Linked DNA regions of Mus musculus: region 1 is linked to region 2. Evidence: chromatin loops called from intact Hi-C (ENCODE). Cell type or tissue: gastrocnemius. All regions are shown on one strand.

Evidence for each region. Peaks named below come from ENCODE experiments on the same cell type or tissue, not always from the same donor. Only the 100,000 strongest peaks of a DNase experiment are listed, where the experiment ranks them.
Region 1: it touches region 2 in a loop (3-fold over the local background); 3 of 42 quality-filtered maps call a loop at or near these places.

The regions. Positions count from the first base shown.
Region 1 is chr3:79,068,625-79,071,124 of GRCm38, reverse strand. It overlaps Rapgef2 (Rap guanine nucleotide exchange factor (GEF) 2), which reads left to right. Exons shown (of 24, transcript NM_001310536.2): 21 at 910-1,135; 22 at 1,677-2,236. Among named protein-coding and RNA genes, the nearest start is that of Gm52609, 13 kb to the right of the region's middle. In gastrocnemius, no CTCF peak of the experiment used is centred here; a DNase peak (open chromatin) is centred at 1,052.
Region 2 is chr3:79,613,667-79,616,166 of GRCm38, reverse strand. Etfdh (electron transferring flavoprotein, dehydrogenase) reads left to right here. Exons shown (of 13, transcript NM_025794.2): 6 at 166-243; 7 at 1,021-1,167; 8 at 2,405-2,500. Among named protein-coding and RNA genes, the nearest start is that of Etfdh, 14 kb to the left of the region's middle. In gastrocnemius, no CTCF peak of the experiment used is centred here; no DNase peak of the experiment used is centred here.

The DNA of each region.
Region 1 (2,500 bases), 550 kb after region 2:
AAGAAGCCTCTCAGGACAGGAAATGAACATGTATTGAGCCAGAGCAGGGCTGAGGAAATGCATGCTACATCCTTCAAAACAGCTATCTTGTAGGTCATTCAGCTAATACAATATTAATGTTGAGAAAATAGATGACAGGAATCCAAAAGTACCTTCTTCGTGTCTTATCCTTGTATTCGTGTCTCCACTTAAACTCTAAAGAATGTGTGGCTACTTCCTAGTGGACTTTGGTGACATTCTCGAAAAGTCAAAACATCTGTTGACATCTGTTGAAAGTAAGACACTCAGACAGGCACAGTGGCGCACACCTTTAATCCCAGCACTAGGGAGGCAGAGGCAGGTGGATCTGAGTCCAATGGTCTACAGAGCCAGTTCTAGAACAGCCAGGGCTATACAGAGAAACCCTATCTTGAAAAATAAAAAAAGAAAATAAGACACTTGCTGTCAGCAGTTTGAGAGTTGGGTCCATACTTCTAAAACTGATGGGTTCTTCTTGATGGAGTTTGGTTGTGGGAGGTTTTGCTTCCAGTTTTGTTTGTGTTGTCTTACTCTGCTAAGATTGCAATTGATGCCTCAGACAAGCCAGACAAGTGCTCAGTCATTGAGCTGTTCTCAGCTGAGTCTTTACTAAGCAGTGTGTTTGTAGCTAAGGAAGCAAGAGTAGTTGAGACACGTCATAGTTTCTTCATCTTTACCAAGAGTGCGTAACAATAGATACTTTTCTCACCATTGAATAAGTAACTTACACTTTATTAGAGTAAAATTTGAATCTCTTAGTCTTCAGGTATTTATACCTTCTTGAATAAACCCCCATTTCATTGTCAACTTACAGTTTTTGCCCATTTGGTGGACCTGTTTAGTTTTTGAAGCTTAAAATATCTAACTACTACATTTACCTTTCTCACTCAGGTTATGCACTGGCTCTCAGTGGCACCGTGGATAATTTCTCAGATTCAGGTCACAGTGAGATTTCTTCACGATCCAGTATTGTCAGCAATTCTTCTTTTGACTCGGTGCCAGTCTCTCTGCATGATGAACGGCGCCAGAGGCATTCTGTCAGCATTGTGGAGAGCAACCTAGGTGTGGGCAGGATGGAGCGGCGGACCCTGATGGAGCCTGATCAATACAGCTTAGGGTAAGCGTCTGTTCCTTGCGATCTTTCCTGTCTCTCTCTGTGGGTCTGTGAGTAAGTGCCGTGCTATTTTTGTTGTGCAGTCTGCTTTTGTAATGTGTTTACTCCTTGTGGCCTTCCTTCTTCTGGAGGAAGACTGCAGCAGTAGTAGACACAGTCCAGTCTCTGTCTGATCTGCCTTCCATGGGTAACCAGAGTATATTCTGCCACCCTGAACCTTGTAAGGAAAGTGTAAGTGCCCCTTCTTTGTAGCAGGCTGTCCTTCCCTCCCCATGTTTGCTTTGTAAGATGAATGAGCAATATGGCAGATCTCTGATCCCATTCAAGAGTACTTTCTTCCTCTCTAGGGTGGAAGAAAGCTGCCTTTCTAAGGGGAAAGATTTGTATAGGCATGGCAGCTCATGTCTATCATCCTAACACTTAGGCTGAGGAAGAGGTTCATGAGTTGAAGGCCAGCCTAGACTTCAAACCAAGAGCTTGTCATCAGCACAAGGGTGTTTGTTTAACAGCCTCACATCTTCCTTTCCTGTGTTTTGCTGGATAGGTCGTATGCCCCAGTGTCTGAAAGCCGAGGCCTGTATGCCGCAGCGACGGTCATCTCTTCTCCTAGCACAGAGGAGCTTTCCCATGACCAAGGGGACCGTGCTTCCCTCGATGCTGCTGACAGCGGTCGTGGGAGCTGGACATCATGCTCAAGTGGTTCCCATGACAACATACAGACCATTCAGCACCAGAGAAGCTGGGAAACACTGCCATTTGGGCACACTCACTTTGACTATTCAGGGGATGCTGCAAGTATATGGGCCTCCGGTGGCCATATGGACCAAATGATGTTTTCTGATCATAGCACAAAATATAACAGACAGAATCAAAGTAGAGAGAGTCTTGAACAAGCCCAATCCCGGGCCAGCTGGGCGTCTTCCACGGGCTACTGGGGAGAAGACTCAGAAGGCGACACAGGCACTATCAAGCGAAGGGGTGGGAAGGATGTCTCCGCTGAGGCAGAGAGCAGCAGCATGGTGCCCGTGACTACAGAGGAAGCCAAACCTGTCCCTATGCCTGCCCACATAGCTGTGACGCCGAGCACTACCAAGGGACTCATCGGTAAGTGTGGAAATGGAATGTTAGGGGGCACACCTGAACCATGGCTGTAACCTAGTTACTATGGAAACTGGCTCCTCTCTCAGTTGTCCATTGCCACATATGGTTCCAAATCAGCAGTGTGGTCCGAGCTGAAGTGACTCAGCCTTAGCGCTAAGTTGGTGGTCAGAGATTCATTTAAACATTCGGTAAAGATTAGCCCTCAGCCCACAGTGAATAGTTTCTTGCTGTGGCTATTATCTTGTCTAAAGTTTTTTTTCATTTTAC
Region 2 (2,500 bases):
AAATGAGAATGTCAGAATAGTACAATTTCTCAACTTCAGGATTATGCTTTTTACTTCCCCCGGCCCCTTCTTGCTTCACAAATAAACTGTAATCATCATCATTTCAAATATGTCAAAGTTAATATGAATCTGAGATAATAATAAATTTACTTTTATCATTTTTAGGTCCTTTATCATGAAGATGGTAGTGTAAAAGGAATCGCCACTAATGATGTAGGCATACAAAAGGATGGTGCACCAAAGGTATACCTTTTAATAGTTATGTGCTGAACAAGAGCTAGCAGGGCACACTGCCCATCTGCAGTCCCAGTACATGAGAGGCTGAGGCTGAGGTTCGAGACCAGCCTAAGCTACCTACATACAAGATCCTTTCTCAACAAAAAGAACCAACTCAAGCTCAATGTTTAGGTCTTCCTATAAGCCGCACAATATGTGGGCTTTAGAATATAATTAAGAATAGTACTGTTTTTTACAGTTGCTTAAAAAAAAAAAAAAAAAAAACGGAGGCAAGTTTGAGCTCAACACAAGTATAACATGTTGAGTGCAGTCTACCTATGCTTAAATGGATGAATGTAACTAGGCTGGTGAGATGGCGTAGCGGTTAAGAGCAGTGGTGCCTTGTTCTTCCAGAGGTCCTGAGTTCAATTCCCAGCTGATCTGAAACCCTCTTCTGGCATGCATGTGTACATGCAGACAGCACTCACATTTAAAAATTACAGCTGGGCGTGATGGCGCACGCCTTTGATCCCAGCACTCAGGAGGCAGAGATAAGATGTAACTAGGTTCTCTATGGTATCTAATTCATATTTTCTTTTCATGACTCATAAGTAAGAGGACGGCCTTTGCTTCTGATGGAAAAAGCAAAGTCAGGAATGTACGGAGATGGAAATGTAGATTCTACTTATAATAGACAGTCCCGATAGTTTCCTTCCAGTACATAGGTCTACCATGTCTTGTGTACCTAAATTATTGTTTAGTTTATCAAATATTGTTGTTTTTTAACATGTTTTTGCTCTTCAGACAACATTTGAGAGAGGACTGGAACTGCATGCCAAAGTCACAGTCTTTGCAGAGGGTTGCCATGGACACCTAGCCAAGCAGCTTTATAAGAAATTTGATCTGAGGGCCAGCTGTGATGCACAGACTTACGGAATTGGTTTGAAGGAGGTATCCTGGTTTGCTTGTACAATTTTAATCTTAAATGATGGGATTTAATTTGTACTATCATGTAGTTTATAATGCTGATTTAATTTTACACTTCATTTTTTTTTCATTAATCTAAGCTGTTCCTTATAACTAAAACTAAACAGGTCAAATGATTGCCAAAATTACATCTACAGTAACTTGTAAACTTGAAAATATTTGAACCTTAATATTTTTCATAACCTGCCCTTCTATGGCTGTCTCATGTGTTGCTTTTAGAATGGCCACATCTTAAAAAGAATTATTTATTCAAAATTATGTGAAAATATTTCAGGAAATAGACACTGTATATTGATCTAAAATTTAGTAAAGTTAAATGTATATTTTCTTAATTTATTCTATACTCTATTAACCCTTTAAACTTTGTTTGCAGTGCTAGGGATTAAACTCAGGACCTTGAATATGTTAGGCAAACATTCTACTTGAGCTACATCCCAAGCTAATTTAAGCATTTTAAGAAATCTTCCTGCCTACCATTTTAAGAAATCTTTGCACTACCATGACCAGCATATGTATGTATGTATGTATGTATGTATGCATGCATATATGTATGTATGTATGTATGTATGTATGTATGTATGTATGTATTTTAAAGGGCTTGGGATGTCATAGAGTGCTGCCTAAAATGTATGAGGGTCTGATTTCAATCTCCAGCATTGCAAAAATAAATAAATAAATAAACAATTCAATATTTTGTGAATAAAAGCTTGCATTGTGGGGGGGAGGGTATGGGGGACTTTTGGGATAGCATTGGAAATGTAATGAAGAAAATACCTAATAAAAATATTAAAAAAAAAAAAAAAGCTTGCAGTGAACAACGATCCCATTGTGAGATGGCTGAAGTAAGAGAGGTAAACTGACAGATCTGAATTGTGCTACTCCATTGATTTCCCCATGCCTGCAACAGTGAGCGCGCTTACGTAGCCAGTACTACAGAAAATTTTCAATAATTTTTTTTTTGTACTCCCACAAAAGAAGTTCTTCATTTGAAGTGCTAATGGGTTCATAACTTTTGTGACCCACTTCTTTATGTTGGTTTAACAGGCAATCATTTGATTATAATACTTTTTAGTGTACAAAATAATTTTTGTGCGCTTTCATGTGCGCTTTCATGTAATTAATATTACACAGTATTACATGTTACATAATATTAATATAATTAATACTGTAAGACCTCATGGACTTTGTTTTTTGGTTTTAGTTATGGATTATTGATGAAAAGAAGTGGAAACCTGGAAGAGTAGATCACACTGTTGGTTGGCCCTTGGACAGACATACTTATGGAGGCTCTTTCCTT